Linked DNA regions of Homo sapiens: region 1 is linked to region 2. Evidence: read pairs that join two places in POLR2A ChIA-PET (ENCODE). Cell type or tissue: Caco-2. All regions are shown on one strand. Links, peaks and the distances in the headings refer to the core of each region. The heading gives the core; the rest is flanking DNA.

What was found. ChIA-PET counts read pairs that join two places held together with the same protein. Peaks named below come from ENCODE experiments on the same cell type or tissue, not always from the same donor. Only the 100,000 strongest peaks of a DNase experiment are listed, where the experiment ranks them.
Region 1: POLR2A ChIA-PET joins it to region 2 with 6 read pairs; 2 of 35 experiments call an interaction of 5 or more read pairs at or near these places.

What each region holds. Positions count from the first base shown.
Region 1 is chr19:56,127,885-56,136,790 of GRCh38, forward strand. It overlaps a transcript of ZNF444 not described here. Among named protein-coding and RNA genes, the nearest start is that of ZNF444, 8.9 kb to the right of the region's middle. RefSeq lists enhancers at 910-1,079, 947-1,447, 1,448-1,948, 4,472-4,641. In Caco-2, for the core only: no CTCF peak of the experiment used is centred there; DNase peaks (open chromatin) are centred at 4,547, 4,861 and 6,417.
Region 2 is chr19:57,845,248-57,854,153 of GRCh38, forward strand. It overlaps ZNF587 (zinc finger protein 587), which reads left to right and starts at 4,612. Exons shown (of 3, transcript NM_032828.4): 1 at 4,612-4,824. The coding sequence starts at 4,792. LOC124904782 (a long non-coding RNA gene) reads right to left here. Exons shown (of 2, transcript XR_007067358.1): 2 at 5,068-5,314. It overlaps ZNF587B (zinc finger protein 587B), which reads left to right. Exons shown (of 3, transcript NM_001376223.1): 3 at 1-991. RefSeq lists enhancers at 4,210-4,319, 4,390-4,449, 4,620-4,859, 4,910-4,999, 5,054-6,253. In Caco-2, for the core only: no CTCF peak of the experiment used is centred there; DNase peaks (open chromatin) are centred at 4,564, 5,014 and 5,494; H3K4me3 peaks cover 2,018 bases.

The DNA of each region.
Region 1 (8,906 bases), core at 2,758-6,757, 1.7 Mb before region 2:
TGTACATGCTTCCAAGAGGATATACGAATGCATAAATATGCATTTCTTCTCTAAGAATGAAATGTTGGCTGGGCGTGGTGGCTCACATCTGTAATCCCAGCACTTTGGGAGGCCAAGGCAGGAGGATCACTTGAGGCCATGAGTTGGAGACCAGCCTAGGCAACATAGCAAGACTCCATCTCTACAAAAAAAAATTAGGTGTGGTGGCGCAAGCCTGAGGTCCCAGCTATTCAGGAGGCTGAGACAGGAGGATTGCTTGAGCCCAGGAGGTTGAGGCTGCAGTGAGCCATGGTGGTGCCACTGCACTCCAGCCTTGGTGACAGAGCAAGACCCTGTTTCAAAAATAATAATGATAATAATCATCAAATGTTTATCTCACTGAAATGCATTTCCAAATACATTTATTAAAGAATAAATCCTCAACTTAAATGGAATTGTCCATCCATTGCACTTTGTCCTGTAAAACTTTTTTTTTTTTTTTGAGACCGAGTTTTACTCTTTCCCCCAGGTTGGAGGGCAGTGGTGTGATCTCCGCTCACCGCAACGTCCCCCTCCCAGTTTCAAGTGATTCTCCCGCCTCAGCCCCCCGAGTAGCTGGGATTACAGGAGTCCGCCACCACACCCAGCTAATTTTTGTATTTTTAGTAGAGACTGGGTTTCAACATGTTGGCCAGGCTGGCCTCGAACTCCTGACCTCATGATCCACCTGCCTCAGCCTCCCAAAGTGCTGGGATTACAGGTGTGAGCCACTGCACTCAGCCTGTCCTCTAAAACTCGTGATGCCAAGGCGAAAAACATTGACCAATCCAAACACCCAAAGACCTCCTTAACTATAAAGCTTATTTTCATTTAATGAGAAAAATATATTATGACCCTTTAGGCATCAGTTCATTTCAAGCGAATCCTTCTGTGGTAAAGACAAAATGAGATGAAAAATTAACGAGAGCTCTTAAATAAATCGTAAAACCTGTTAAACTTTCTCTCCAGGTGGTGGGTTGTTCCCAGTGCTATAAAAGTTCAGTATAAATTCCAAGCGGTTTTGAGGAACACTTCCACCTGGTTTCTTCTTGTTGCTACAGGAGTTTATTTATCCGGGACAGTTTTTCCTGACATTATTGCACACAGTAAAATGTCTGAGGCTGCTGGTTATTTTATTTTATTTTATTTTATTTTATTTTATTTTATTTTATTTTATTTTATTTTATTTTTCGAGATGGAGTCTCGCTCTGTCACCCAGGCTGGAGTGCAGTGGCGCGTTCTCGGCTCACTGCAAGCTCCGCCTCCCGGGTTCACACCATTCTCCTGCCTCAGCCTCCTGAGTAGCTGGGACTGCAGGCGCCCGCCACCACGTCCGGCTAATTTTTTGTATTTTTAGTAGAGATGGGGTTTCACCGTGTTAGCCAGGATGGTCTCGATCTCCTGACCTCGTGATCCGCCCGCCTCGGCCTCCCAAAGTGCTGGGATTACAGGCGTGAGCCACTGTGCCTGGCCGAGGTTGCTGGTTAGAGCTCACAGACCCCTGCCTATCCAAAGGGGCTGCTTGGAGAAGTGGCACCAGTCTTCGTGAAGGTCAGACAGCCTGGGCCATAATTCTCAGCCCCGTCTCCTGAAGGCTGTGCAGTGTGGTGAGGAGAGAGAGACAGGCTTTGGACCCCTCCGATCCTCTGTGGAATGGCCAGAAATAGCACAGGAGGTCCTCAATGTCCCAGAGTAACTGGCACTGGGAAAAGAGCACTTAATACAGCAGCCCGTATTTTATATTTATGCAAGACAGTTATTTCCATGTTTGTTTGGGATTCTCGACAAATGAAACAACAACAAAAAAACACATCATTTTAAGAAAATACAGGCTGAGCCGGGTGCAGTGGCTCATGCCTGTAATCCCAGCACTTTGGGAAGCCAAGGTGGGTGGATCACGAGGTCAGGAGTTCAAGACTAGCCTGGCCAAGATGGTGAAACCCCATCTCTACTAAAAATACAAAAAAATTAGCCGGGTGTGGTGGCGAGCACCTGTTATCCCAGCTACTCGGGAGGCTGGCGCAGAGAATTGCTTGAACCCAGGAGGTGGAGGTTGCAGTGAGCTGAGACTGCGCCACTGCACTCCAGCCTGGGCAACAGAGTGAGACTCCATCTCAAAAAACAAAACAAAACAAAAAACAAAATGAAACAAAAAAAAAAACAGAAAACAATGTATCAACAAAGATATGTTTAAATAAAAACATACGTAAAATAAGGCTTGTGTTGACAAACATGTGGCCAGAGGCTCACAGGAAGCCAACGCAGTGTTTCCCTAGGAGCGTTGATTCAGTGTTCCCTGATGAGATGTTCATGGTGGCTTGACAGAATTACCAGGAATGCTGAGAATCGACTCCTGGTTGATTTTGTTGTATATTTAACAAAATGTAAGCAACAACTGCAGTGATGAATGTATGCCCCGATTCTTAGAAAAATCAAAACATGAATGAGGTGCGGATTTGTACAGTTTCCCCGATGTGACTTTCACAGCACAGTTATAAAGAGGGGACATTTGCACTTTGTGGGTCTCACCAGTGGATGTTTTTACTGCTGTGATAACTTCATTCCTGGCAGCAATCAGATGATGACTTTTTGTTTTTTGTTTTTGTTTTTGTTTTTGTTTTGAGATGGAGTCCCGCTCTGTCGCCCAGGCTGGAATGCAGTGGTGCGATCTTGGCTCACTGCAACCTCCGCCTCCAGTGTTCAAGCAATTCTCCTGCCTCAGCCTCCTGAGTAGCTGGGATTACACGTGTGCACCACCACACCTGGCTAATTTTTGTATTTTTAGTGGAGACGGGGTTTCACCATGTTGGCCAGGCTGGCCTCGAACTCCTGACCTCAGGTGATCTGCCTGCCTTGGCCTCCCAAAGTGCTGGGATTACAGGCATGGGCCATCACGCCTGGCCGGAAGATGACTCTTTGGATAATGTACCCTATATTGTCTGACCCTGTTAGGGCAAACACCTCACAGGTGTGGCCAGTGCTAAATGAGATGCATGAAGCCGCTAAACCCAGTGCTCAGACACATAAGAAGTGCTCACAACCGTGAGTAGTTATTACCATTATGGCGATTGTCTAAAGTGGAATGGAGAAGTGTCTCAGTCTGGGTTCGAGAGAGGAAACAGGTAAATAGACCCCACGCCAGGTATTTTATCTACCAAAGGGTTTAATGTAGGGAATTAAATGTTCACAAAATTATTGAATGGGCTGAGCCTCCTGCGATAACTCAGAGAACCACACGGAACTGTCCCAGCAAGGAGCCACCGCCTTTGAGGACTCATCTGTAGCTCTGAGTTCCAGAACATATCCCCAGAGCTGTGATCCAGGGGCCAAAAGCTGCCACCTGAGGTCCGGGAAGTCAGAGAATGGCCCTGACTGCCTGCCGTGGAGACACCTCATATTCCACTGTTATACTTGCCAGGAGGAACAGTGCAAGAGGGGCAAGAGAAGCGGGGGAATGAAAATGGGCCCTGCTGGCAGCCAAGTCATGATGTTCCAAGCAAGCAAGAATAGGGTTGTGGGCTGGGCGTGGTGGCTCACGCCTGTAATCCCAGCACTTTGGGAGGCCGAGGCGGGTGGATCACAAGGTCAGGAGTTCAAGACCAGCCTGGCCAACATGGTGAAACCCCGTCTCTAATAAAATACAAAAATTAGCCAGGCGTGGTGGCGGGCGCCTGTAATCCCAGCTACTCAGGAGGCTGAGGCAGGAGAATCGCTTGAGCCTGGGAGGTGGAGGTTGCAGTGAGCCAAGATGGGGCCATTGCACTCCAGCCTGAGTGACAGAGCGAGACTCGTTCTCAAAAAAAAAAAAAATTGTGTTCTGTACAAAGAGTCACACCACAACAGCAAAAAATTCAACACCTTCCTTCCTCTGACAACATCACATTCTTTACTGCTACTTCCTTACCATTGAAAACGCAACCCTGCGCTATCTTCCTGCCTTCAGGGCAAAAATTAAAGAGAAGAGCTGGGCATGGTCGCTCACGCCTGTAATCCCAGCCACTTGGGAGGCTGAAGCAGGAGGATCACTTGAGGCCAGGAGTTCAAGATCAGCTTGGGCAACATAACAAGACCCTATCTCTGTAATTAGAAAAAAAATTGAAGCCGGGTGCGGTGGCTCACACCTGTAATCCCAGCACTTATGGGAGGCCAAGGCGGGTGGATCACAAGAGGCCAGGAGTTCGAGACTAGCTTGGCCAACATTGCGAAATCCTGTCTCTACTAAACATACAAAAATTAGCTGGGCATGGTGGCCTGTGTCTATAATTCCAGCTACTCAGGAGGCTGAGGCATGAGAATCCCTTGTACCTGAGAGGCTGAGGTTGCAGTGAGCCAAGATCGCGCCACTGCACTCCAGCCTGGGCGACAGAGCAAGACTGTCTCAAAAAAAAAAAAAAAAAAATTATGGAGGAATCCAATCAGTGCATTGCCCGGCTTCTTAAGCCTTCATTAGAACTGCTCTCCACTTCCCCCAACCCCCGGCAGAGCCCTCTAGCACAAGCCCTAACGCTCTGAAAGGCCTCTTCTGACTCTTTGTACAGGGATCCCCTGGAATGCGTCCTCCCTTGCTGAACCAAGATAAATAAACCTCACTGCCAGTGGTTCTTTTGGCCCTTGATCGGCTTTCCGCATCTTACTCGAGTGCACTTAATTAGCAAAGCCCAGTTCAGCCCAGAACTCTAGCTCTCCAGAGGTCTGGGAAATGCAGCTTCAATCTCCAACCGGAGAGATTTCTCTCCAGAGAGTAAAGGGCTGGAAGTGGGGGCGAGACGGAAGCCACAGTATCAACCTCTGAGAAGCCGCGTTCATTCCTGCCAGACATTGCGAGATACAGTTGGGAAGAATTTCCAAGGAATTCTTCTCTGCCTTGGCAGTGAGGGTAAGGTGAGCTTGACTCGCTCCTCCTGTAGGCCCTGCTCACTCTCTGAACATCTAAGGAAGAGGATATATCTGGCCGGTGGAAAACCTGCTGCCGGAGCTGGGTGGACACCTCAGAATGCCCTTCTTTTTTTTCTTTTTCTTTCTTTCTTTCTTTCTTTTTTTTTTTTTTTTTTTTGAGACAGAGTCTCACACTGTTGCCCAGGCTGGAGTGCAGTGGTGCGATCTTGGCTCACTGCAACCTCCACCTCTTAGGTTCAAGCAATTCTTCTGCCTCAGCCTCCCAAGTAGCTGGGATTACAGGCATGGGCCACCATGCCCGGCTTATTTTTGTATTTTTAGTAGAGATGTGGTTTCACCATGTTGGCCAGACTGGTCTCAAACTCCTGACCTCAGGTGATCCACCCACCTCGGCCTCCCAAAGTGTTGGGATTACAGGCGCACACCACCATGCCCGGCTAATTTTTGTATTTTTAGTAGAGACTTGGTTTCACCATGTTGGCTAGACTGGTCTCAAACTCCTGACCTCAGGTGATCCACCCACCTCAGCCTCCCAAAGTGCTGGGATCACAGGCATGAGCCACCGCACCTGGCTAGAATGCCCTTCTTGAGCCTCAGTTTCCTCATCTGTGAGAGAGACTCAGGACACCTGCTGCTGGCCTTAAAACCCGGGTCTCTTGCTGTGTCACCTGGGAAAGTACACCTGCTCCACTGAGCCTCGATTATCCCAACCGTAAAATGGGGTGATTCTCAGGCCGGGCGCGATGGCTCACGCCTGTAATCCCAGCACTTCGGGAGGCCGAGATGGGTGGATCACAAGGTCAGGAGATCAAGACCATCCTGGCTAACATGGTGAAACCCCGTCTCTACTAAAAATACAAAAAAATTAGCCGGGCGTGGTGGCGGGCACCTGTAGTCCCAGCTACTCGGGAGGCTGAGGCAGGAGAATGGCGTGAACCCGGAAGGCGGAGCTTGCAGTGAGCCAAGATCGCGCCACTGCACTCCAGCCTGGGCGACAGAGCAAGACTCCATCTCAAAAAAAAAAAAAAATGGGGTGATTCCTGATGAGCTCTGCTGCCTCGCCGGGGGAGCATGAGGGGGAAGTCAGATAATGGGCAATGTGATCCATCATTAAGCAATTCGTTCATTAATTTCATTATCCTTTCTCAAACGTTTCCTGTTGCCTGGGAAGCCAAAGATGACTCAGGTTCAGATCCAGCCCCCTGGGAGCCTGCACTGCTAGACACAGACTGACATCCATACGCCATCCCCCCTTCTGCTGGTTCTTCCCCTTTCTGCTGGTTCTCCCCCTCACACGCTCACTCAGCTCACTCATGCGTCCATCATCCACTCACCCATAAACCCAACCCGAGCCTCCAGAGATGAACCAAACCCCATCCCTGCCCTGGGGGATCTTAGTGCTTCAAAGCACCATACAAAGAGAAAAACCTTAATTATTATTTGGGGTAATAATTATAGCAGAGCTACAAAGGAGCCGAGAAGCTAGAAGGTATGAGCTAAATTTGCTGTCAAAGGAATTCTCGCCCTCAGGCCTGGGAAGCAGGGTAAGAACCACTTGCCTTCACTCTTATTTACTCATTCACAGGCAGGCCCCAAGCCAGGAGCTGGGTACAGCAGGCAAGGAGGGTTGGTCTCTGTTGCTGAGTCGCTCAGCATGAGGTGGGCGGAGCAGTCACCCAAAAATAGTATATGAAATGGAGAAAGAGGGGGCTCTGCGGAAGCTCCAGTGAGGCACTTGGTCCAGACTTACAGGTGTGGGGGTGGTCTGGGAAGGCTTCCTGGAGGAGGGGACGTCTGATCACAGAGTATTATATGATGTTACCAGATGAAGAAGTGGAGGAAGGACATTTCCAGGAAGTCGTTCCTTCATTTCATTCCTCACCAAGATTTATGGCCCACTTACCATACATTAGGACCTGTCCTAAACGCTGGTGTGCCAACATTGCACAGATCGTCAAGGTGATATTTATGTAAACAGGACCCAGGACAAAATTAAAATGCAGAGCCCTGTGTTTAAAAAAAAAAAAAGTATTAAGAATTTCAAGCTGGGTGTGGTAGCTGTAATCCCAGCTACTCAGGAGGCTGACGCAGGAGGATCTCGTGAGGCCAGGAGTTTGTGAGACCTTATTTCTTTAAAAAAAAAAAATGTCAGGCCGGGCACGGTGCCTCATGCCTGTAATCCCAGCACTTTGGGAGGCCGAGGTGGGTGGATCACGAGGTCAGGAGATCGAGACCATCCTGGCTAACACGGTGAAACCCCGTCTCTACTAAAAATACAAAAAATCAGCCAGGCATGGTGGCAGGCGCCTGTAGTCCCAGCTACTGGGGAGGCTGAGGCAGGAGAATGGCATGAACCCAGGAGGTGGAGCTTGCTGTGAGCCGAGATCGCGCCACTGCACTCCAGCCTGGGTGACAGGGCGAGACTCTGTCTCAAAAAAAAGAAAAAAATGTCAAGATAGCCACAGCTGGGCATTCAACCAAGTGCAGGGCAGCCTGCAACCACACAGGTTGCATCCCATGAAGCTGGCCCCGGATATGTGTGACTTGCTGTCACTTTTGGCTTCAACAACAGACAACTTGACTCAAAATGGCTTGAGGGGACTTACTACTTCATGCCAAGAGAAGCCTGGAGGTAGGGCAGGTCCAGCCACGGTTGGTTAAAATTCAGCTGCCAAACCATGCCATGAAGGATCCAGGTTCCTCCGTCTCACCTCCCTTCCATCCTAAGTGAGGAGCTCCCACTACCAGCCCTCATGGTACCCAGGTGGCTGCCACAGCTTGAAGTGTCACCTGCAGACAGGGCAGGGCTCCAGGGCAACTGTTTCTTCCTGCTTATCAGTTGCTTAAGAGTTGGGAAAACCTTTCCCAGCAGTGCCCCAGCAAATCTGCCTTCAGGTTTCATTAGCCAGAATAGTGTCACATATGTGAGCGTCAACCAATTGCTGGCAAGGAGAAGGGGCACAGCAAAATTGGCTTACACCAATAAGGACCTGCTCCTGGTCAGGCAGGGTGGCTCACACTGGTAATCCCAGCACTTCGGGAGGCTGAGGTGGGTGGGCCTCACTTGAGATCAGAAGATCGACCAGCCTGGCCAACATGGTGAAACCCCGTCTCTACTAAAAATACAAAAAATATTAGCCGGGTGTGGTGGTGCGTGCCTGTAATCCCAGCCACTTGGGAGGCTGAGGCAGGAGAATCGCTTCAACCCAGGAGACAGAGGTTGCAGTGAGCCAAGATCTCACCACTGCACTCCAGCCTGGGTGACAGAGCGAGATTCCGTCTCAAAAAAAAAAAAAAAAAAAAGCTAAAAAAAAAGGACCCGCTCCTTATTGGGCCCTTGGGCCCTTATTAACCACGCTCACCCCCAATCCCAACTCTCTGAGTGTGTTATGACCTCCATTCAAGTGAAGACGCCGATGAGCTGAGATCCCCAGGCTCTCTCGGCTGGGGCATGTTGGGTGGGTTTGGAGCCCTGCCCTCACCCACTGTGCTAGGCCCTCAACTCTGGCTGGACACTGATTCTGTGTACTCTGTCCACCCTCGGATCCTTTGTGCCCATACAACATTTCATCTGTCTCATTATAGGTGTCCAGTTTGTATGAAGTGAACAAATGCTGAGCAGACAATAGCCAGTAGTGAAACAAGCTGTTTTTGTTGCACGGATGTGGGGAGGGAGGGAAGAGTCAACTTTGCATTTGAGCTGGGCTTGCTTTTATCAGCGACTCCACTGGAGTTAAGTAAGAATAGCAAGTGTTTATTGAACTCGTACTCCCTGCCAGGTAGCCTTCCGAGTGCTTTGCGTGTATTAACTCATGAATCCTCCCAAGCACCCTGTGAAGCGGCGACTATTCTAGAGTGCAGGTAGAAGGTACCGATGCATAGGAGTGCGCCTTTGCATCCCCTGGAGGCCTTGTTGAAGTAAATCGCTGGGCCCCCTGCTAGAGTTGCTGATTCAGTCTGAGGCAGAGACCGAGAATCTGCATTTCTTTTTT
Region 2 (8,906 bases), core at 2,466-6,465:
GGGACTACAGGTGTGGGCCGCTGTGTTTGGCTGAAATGTATGTCTTTTAAAGGAGTGTCCACAGTTATCCAGTCACTGTGTCTGTGATGGATAAGCAGATACAGAAATTCTCAAGACTTCCATAATAATGAATGTTGTGTAGCTAAGCTTTGGTCAGAGGAAATAATCTAAAGGTTTTGTGAATTCATGTAACCTTTTGGGCTGCTCACCTTAAGGTAACTCCTGTATTAACAGGAGGAACAGAATAGGGAAAAAGATCTCAGTTCAGTGATGTAGCTTTGTGACCAGCCAGTGATCCAGTTCAATCAGGTAGAAATGACCTTCCTGCTACATCAATATTTGCTTCTATGGAGGCTAGTTTCCCCACTTAGGGCATGAGAAGAATTGGTAAAGTCAACATAAAATTGCCAAACCTGTCACCAAAAATGATGGCAAATCTGTATTTTTCTCTTAAACCGTGTTATAAAAGCTGTAATAAGGTATAGGCTGAGCATCATGGCTCATGCCTGTATTCCCAGCACTTTGGGAGGCCAGATTCCTTGAGACCAGTGTGGGGAACATGGCAAAACCTTGTCTCTAGGAAAAATAGCCAGGTATGGTGGCATGTACCTTAGTCTTAGTGATGTGGGAGGATTGCTTGAGCCTGGGAGGCAGAAGTTGCAGTGAGCTAAGATTGCAACGCTGCAGTCCAGCCTGGGTGATAGAGTGAGACCCCATCTTAAAAATAAAATAAAGATATAAATGACATCCAATAAAGTACACATATTTGAGCTGTAGGATAAGTCTTGAATTTTATTATAATCCCGTGAAACCATCATCAGAGTCACCATAATGAATTTATCTAATCTATCACCTTTGTATTTACTTGGAGCCTTTATAAAGTTTTTCTCTCTGCTCTTCAAACAACCATTGATTTACTTTGCTGTATGATGGAGTACTTTCCATTTTCTGGAATTTTCTGACTGATGTAATAAAGTGTTTCCTCTTATAATCCCTGGGTGCTCTCCTGCATCATGCTTATTTTGATGTCATTGTAGATATATGAGTTGTTCATTCGTTTTATGTTGCTGAGAAGTATAGTCTGCCGTGAAATGTCATTGTATATTCATTCATTCATCCATCCATTTATGGATATTTTAGTTGCTGCATACTTTTTTTTTTTTTTTTTTTCAAGACTCTCTACCAGGTTGGAGTGCAGTGGTGTGATTTTGGCTCATTGCAACCTCCACCTCCCAGGTTCAAGTGAGTCTCCCACCTCAGCCTCCCACGTAGCTGGGATTACATGCGTAAGCCATCATGCCCAGCTGTTTTTTGTATTTTTAGTAGAGATGGGGTTTCACTGTGTTACCGGGTTCATCTCAAACTCTGGGCCTCAAGTGATCTGCCTGCATTGGCCTACAAAAGTGCTCAGATTACAGGCCTGAGCCATGAGCCACCGCACCTGTAATTGATTCTGAGGCCAGGCACGATGGCTCACGCCTATAATCCCAGCACTTTGGGAAGCGCAGGTGGGTGGATCACTTGAGGTCAGGAGTTTGAGACCAGGCTGGCCAACATGGTGAATCCCCATCTGTACTAAAAATACAGAAATTAGCCAGGCATGGTGGCGCATGCCTGTAATCCCAGCTACTCACTCAGGAGGCTGAGGCAGGAGAATCACTTGAACCCAGGAGGCAGAGGTTACAGTGAGCTGAGATCACACCACTGCACTCCAGCCTGCGCAACAGAGTGAGACTCTGTTTCAAAAAAGAAAAAAAAAAATTTATTCTGAGATAATCCCAGTTCCCAGTGTGAAACTATTCCTGCAGTCACTGGAAAATAATAACCACTTTCTTGTAAGGAGATGAAATTTTGGAGCTCAGATGCCGTGTTTATATTGTTATTCAGATGGCCTTTTTAACCTGTGCTTTAATGGTGAAAGTTGTAGCGACTGATGTGTGTACCACAATGGCATTGGCTAAGTTGCTCGTCCTTTGAGATAGATGTCAATGTGATTAAAGAAATTGAGTACACCTTAGCATATGAATTAAGAAACATATTGACATAGTGATCCTCATAGTGACATAGATCAGCAGGACTTGTGTTCTGAGCACTGGTCATGACCCTGCTCATGATGAAACAGGATCTGGTCAAAACAGGATGCACTAAAGAAACCAGCTGAAAGCAGTAAAACTAAGATGGCAAGAATATGAACTCTAGTTACCCTCATTGCCTCACTGCTCATTATATGCTCATTATAATGTATTAGCATGCTAAAAGACACTCCCACCAGCACCATGGCCGTTTACAAATGCTATGGCAATGCCCAGAAGCTACCTCATGTAGTTTAAAAGAGAAGGAACCCCTGGTTCTGGGAACTCCCCACTCTTTTTCTAGAAAATTCATGAATAACCCACCTCTTATTTAGCACATAATTAAGGAGTAGCTATAAATATAGCTAGCCAACAATCCACGGGTGCTACTTTGCCTGTGGAGTAGCCCTGCTCTGTCTGTGGAGCAGCCATTTTCCTGTTCTCTTGCTCTCATAAACTTGCTTTGCCTTCACTTTACACTCTTGGCTTGCTCTTGAATTATTTCCTTTATGAAGCCAGGAACCCTCCTGGATTGAGCCCCAATTTTGGGATTTGCTAGCATCACTAGAGCAATTTTCTGTGGGAACCAGTGGCCAACTGCCAGCTTCACTACCTGCTTCAGGGTGTACCAACATCCGTCTATTTCCCTGTCATTAGATCTTTATTATTATTTTATTTTTTTGAGACGGAGTCTAGCTCTGTCGCCAGGCTGGAGTGCAGTCATGCGATCTCAGCTCATTGCAACCTCTGCCTCCAGAGTTCAGGCGATTCTCCTGCCTCAGCCTCCCGAGTAGCTGGGACTACAGGTGTCTGCCACCATGCCCAGCAATTTTTTTAACATGGGTTTTGCTGTGTTAGCCAGGATGGTCTTGATCTCCTGACTTCATGATCTGTCCACCTCGGCCTCCCAAAGTGCTGGGATTACAGGCGTGAGCAACCGTGCCCGGCTAATTTTTTTATTTTTATTAGAGATGGGGTTTCACCATATTGGTCAGGCTGGTCTCGAACTCCTGACCTCATGATCCACCTGACTCAGCCTCCCAAAGTGTTGGGATTATAGGCATGAGCCACTGCACCCAGCAATTTATTTATTTTTTATTTTTTATTTTTTTTGAGACAGAGTCTCACTCCTGTTGCCCAGGCTGGAGTGCAATGGCATGATCTCGACTCATCGCAACCTCCACCTCCAGGGTTCAAGTAATTCTCCTACCTCAGCCTCCCGAGTAGCTGGAATTGGAGGCATGCAGCACCATGCCTGGAAAATTTTGTACTTTCAGTAGAGACACGGTTTCTCCATGTTGGCCAGGCTGGTCTCGAACTCCCGACCTCAGGTGATCCACCTGCCTTGGCCTCCCAAAGTGCTGGGATTACAGGTGTGAGCCACCATGTCTGGCCTTTATTTTTATTTTTTGTGGGTATATAGTAGTGTATATATTTGTAGATTACATTAGATATTTTGATGTAGCCATGCCATATGTGATAATCACATAGGGTAAATGGGGTCTCAGTCACCTCAACATTTATCCTCTGTATTATAAACAGTCCAGTTATACTCTTTTAGTTATTTTTAAATATATAATTAAATTATTTTGACTATAGCCACCCTGTTATGGTAGCAAATATTAGGTCTTATTCATTTTTGCTCACTGTTTTTTGTACCCATCCTGTCATCATGTCTTATGGAGAATTTTCTTTTGTTCCCAACAAAACAATGAAACTCGCAAAACTGACTGTAATGATTCAGTCTACGTGAATTTAAAGAGCAATCAATACTTAATGTTCTCAGCTCTGAGTGCACACATTGTAAGTCTGAATGATGCCAATGATATGGCCACTTAGATAAGTAAAGTTTGGGAGCATCTCAAATAGTATTTTTATTCTCTGGGTGCAGGATGAGCTTCCTAGAGTCTGATGTGATACCTATTTGATGCTTTTACAAAGAATCAATAATCTTCCTCCTTTGAGGTGTGAGCAGGGCTTTCCAGCAGCCCTCAGAATGTAACATGGTCTGCATTCGGTTTGCTCTTGGAGGATACCACCATTGTTGGCTGAGAGCTCTGGGAAGTACTTTACCCAGAAGGCGCTAGTTGCAAGGCCCAGGATGAGGGATTTCTGGGCATGCTTGTCAGGCCAGGGAGTACTGGGTTGGGACTGAGAAGGCACAAGAGGAGTAGTCATCTCTGCTCCCAAGTGGCAGGTCTGAGGCTCATAGGCACTGGCTGGGGTGATGCCTGCTCCACCCACAGTTGATGGCAGCAGCCACACTGAGGGACCTAGCTCAGGTAAATGCTGTGTATTACAGGCTTCACCCCAGCTAGAGTAATACAGGTAGAGGAACCAATAGGTACAAAGGCTTGGAGGTGCATCTGAGCCATGAACATTTCAGAACCTGGTAACCATGTTGTGTCATGGAAAGTGGGGAACTACATTACCCAGAAAGCTCTGCTTTAAACGACAGCCGGTCAGAGCCAGTGAGCACTCGGAAAGAAGGCATTTCCACGTGTGCACGTAACGTAAGGCCGAGACTTCCGGGGTCTCTAGTAGCGGCTGTGTATCGGCGATGCGGGTGTTTCCCCAGTTTGTGGCCCCTGAGTGCTGGGTGGGACCGCGGTGACTGAACCTAGAAGGTGGAGAGGAATCGTCCTCGGTGCCCAGAGGCGGCTCTGCAGCCCCGTGACGGCGACCACTGCTCCCGGGCCGTGCTTCCCCAAGTAGTCCGATGGCAGCGGCTGTGCCGAGGCGCCCAACTCAGGTAATTGTGGTGCCTTCTGTGCCCTCAGGTCACCCCATCGTCACCCAGGTCCTAAACCAGCGAGGGAGCGGCTCCTGCTCGTGGGTCTGTAGCCGGTACCCGGCGTAGGAACACTGAGGCGCTCACAGGAGGCCTCTCCTTGTAACCGTCCAGTGGGTTCACGTTGCCAGCTGCCTAGACAGAGCCGATTTATGAAGACTGGGGAATTGCGATGGAGAAATAGTAATTCACGCAGAGCCGTCCTGCTGTTCGGGAGACAGGAGTTTTATTATTCAAATCAGTCTCCCTGAGCATTCTGGGATCAGAGTTTTCAAAATTTGGCGGGTAGGGGCTTGGGAAGTGGGGAGTGCTGATCAGTCTGGTTGGAGATGGATTCATAGGGGGTTAAAGTGAGTTTTTCATGCTGTTTTCTGTTCTGGGTGGGATGGCAGAACTGATTGACCCAGATTACCGGTCTGTGTGTTGTCCGCTGATCCATCCAGTGCAGGATCTGCAAAATGCCCCAAGCACTGATCTTAGATATTGGGGAAACCAGCCCCACACCACCCAGCAGATACCCCGAGTCCTGCGGAGACAAAGGAGTTAGAAAGAGACAGAATACGCATTTAAAAGGCGGGTCCAGGTGGCCAGAGCATTGGAGGCTTCCTGGCGGCCCAGAGCTCTTGGGCTCCACCCAGTTTATTGGTTTACAAGCTCTTTGTTCTTATGGCTGATTGGAGGGGGAGGAAGCGATCAGGAAAAGGATTAATCAGTAAAGGAGAACTCGTGAGTCATTCCATAAGATGTAAAGCACTGGCCGTTTCTGTGAATTTCCTTGAACAAAGGCGTGTGTCTAAACTACTTAAGATCTTTAACTTAACTGAAACGGGTGGCTGCGGGTTTCAGGAGGAGCCAAGATGTTTGATTATGCTCCACTGCTTCAAGGGAGTGTGATCTCCCTGAGCAACCCATGGAATGCTGCTGAAGAGTTATGCTCTCGGGGCATAAAGACATGAAGGCAATAAGGAGACTTTTCTCCTCAGAGGCCGCCCATGGCTTCCCATGGGTGTCTCACACAGGGGAGACCAACTCAACTAGCACCCCAGAAACTCACATTAGGTTTTACAATAGTAAGGTTATCTTCAGGAGCAACTTGGGGAGGTTCAGACTCTTGGAGCCAGAAGCTGCATGACCCCTAAACCGTAATTTCTATTCTTGTAGCTAATTTGTTAGTCCTGCAAAGACAGGCTGGTCCCCAGGCAAGAAAGGGGTCTTTTCAGGAAAGGGCTATTATCAATTTTGTTTCAGAGTGAAACCATGAACTGAATTCTTTTCCAAAGTTAATTCAGCCTATGCCCAGGAATGAAAAAAGACGGCTGAAAGGTTGGAAGCAAGATGGAGTCGGTTAGGTCTGATTTCTTTCACTGTCATAATTTCGTCAGTTATAATTTTGCAAAGTCGGTTTCACCTGTTTCTGACACCAGTGGGATGCAGTGGGGAGAGTGACAGGCACAGGTAGGGGTGCAGGCAATGGCCTGCAGATGGACAGAGCTGGAAGGATGGAACCTGGGGTTCACAGGCATCTGTCAGGAACAACGTGTGAGATGGAGCTCTTCCTGGTAGAGCAAGCAGGCCAGGGGCTGTGCATTCATCATGAGGATTCTAGAAGCCATGGAGAGTTTTGAAGAAAGGAGGGACATGATCCAAATCCAGGCTTTTAAGAAGTTTCCCAAAGGCCAATCAAAGGAAGAACATCATAGAGAGAGAGGATGAGGACTTTGGGGCCTTGGGAGGTTGAATCCGTTTTGTAGATCACATAGATGGTAGAGATGACATTTTGCACTGAGAAAAGCAGGTCAGACAACCAGCCTTAGGGTTACCTGGTTCCAGGGACAAGAAAGGGTTCAGGGAGTCCTGAGCTTATCAAATCCTGTGACATGTTTGTAATGTCTGCCTTTCCCCTCAGGCACTCCTGGCTGCAGAAGCACTTAGGGAACCCACACAGGGAAGTGGAGGGTGTTCCATTCCCTCATTGGTCCTGACGCCATCTACAGGTTCTCTAGCTTGTGGTGTCCTGGGACTCTTAAGTGCCATTTTTTTCAGTCCTTTGATCCGAGGACCCTGGAGAATCTCTGAAGCCAGGATACCAAGTCCATGACAGGTTATATGGAGGTATTCCCATTTCTGTCAACCAATGTAAACACCCTTGTAAGATTAACCCAGGATTTGCTACCAGGTTGTGAAATGCTTAGAGATAAAACGGATCAAAGTCAGGAGGTGATATTACCACAGTTCTACCTGGCTACAGGCTTCATCTGGCTGGACCTTGTTGCATAGACTGTGGGTTGAGGGAAGAGGAAGAAAGGTCAGAGATAAGGCTCCTGCCATAATCCAGGTGAGGGTTAATGGATCAGATAAGTGGTAAATCACATGGGTCTGGATTCAGGATTCACTTTTTGTAAAGAGACAGCTAGGTTTTCTTTTTTTTTTCTTAACGTGGAATTTCAGTCTTGTTGCCCAGGCTGGAGTGCAATGGCGCAATCTTGGGCTCACTGGAGCCTCTGCCTCCCAGGTTCAAGCAATTCTCCTGCCTCAGCATTCAAGGTAGCTGGCATTACAGGCACCCACCATCATGCCCAGCTAATTTTTGTATTTTTAGTAGAGACGAGGTTTTACCATGTTGGCCAGGCTGGTCTCGAACTCCTGACCTCAAGTGATCGTCACATCTCGGCCTCCCAAAGTGCTGGGATTATAGGCATGGACCAATGCGCCCAGCCGAGACAGCTAGGCTTTTTTTTTTTTTTTTTTTTTTTTTTTTTTGAGACGGAGTTTCACTCTCTTGTCCAGCCTGGAGTCTAGTGGCACAATCTCAGCCCACTGCAACCTTCACCTCCTGGGCTCAAGTGATTCTCCTGCCTCAGCCTCCTGAGTAGCTGGGATTACAGGCATGTACCACCACACTCGGCTAATTTTTCTATTTTTAGTAAAGTCGGGGTTTCACCATGTTGGCCAGGCTAGTCTCAAACTCCTGACCTCAGGAGATTCGCTGGCCTCTGCCTCCCCAAGTGCTGGGATTATAGGCACGAGCCACCATGCCTTGCAGACAGCTAGATTTTCTAATGTGGATGATAGGAGCATGAAAGAGGAATCGGGCATGAGCCCAAGGTTTTTGATCTTAGCAGCTGTAACCATGCACACTGCTTCAGCTGAGATGACGTTGGTATTGACATAATATTCACTGTGGATATCCAGAGGGTTGTTTTGGCCATATGAAGAATCAGAGACCAATAAGTGGTGGCATCAAATCGATAACTAGACATACTGGATGGGGTATCTGGGAGGGTGTTGATACTGGAGACATCCAATATATGAAAGCTAATGAGTGAACTATGATTAGTTATGGGTCCATTTAGGAGGACATGCTTCAGATTATGGTGGTAAATCTTTTCAGGGGGCAGAAAGGTGTGATTACAGGCTGAGGACTGGATCTCTTACTTACGTCCTCAATTGATGTTATTGGGCTTCCTAAACACCTGAGAGGGTGTGAGTGACCATCATAACAGGACATTTAATACAGTAGAGTTTGGAAGGGGACATAGACATCCAAAGAGATAATAGAGAAGAGATAGATGCATGCAGAAGCACAGGAGTAATTCAGGGAAGATGACACTTAGGCCTGAGTTGGTGCCAAAGTTGTAACTTTTTTGTTTTTTTTTTTTTTTCAGATGGAGTTTCGCTCTTGTTGCCCAAGCTGGAGTGCAATGGTGCCATCTCGGCTCACTGCAACCTCCACCTCCTGGGTTCAAGCAATTCTCCTGCCTCAGCCTCCCAAGTAGCTAGTATTACAGGCACCTGCCACCACAGCAGGCTAATTTTTGTATTTTCGGTAGAGACAGGGTTTCACCATGCTGACCAGGCTAGTCTTGAACTCCTGACCGGGTGATCTGCCTGCCTCGGCCTCAAAGTGCTGGAATTGCAGGCGTGAGCCACTGTGCCTGGCCAGTTGTAACTATTTATCACTGTCTGGACTCATAAACATTTTGAGATGACTTTGGGAGTGCCTGGGGAGTTTCATTCAGCCTGGTGCATATGGGCAGTGAAAA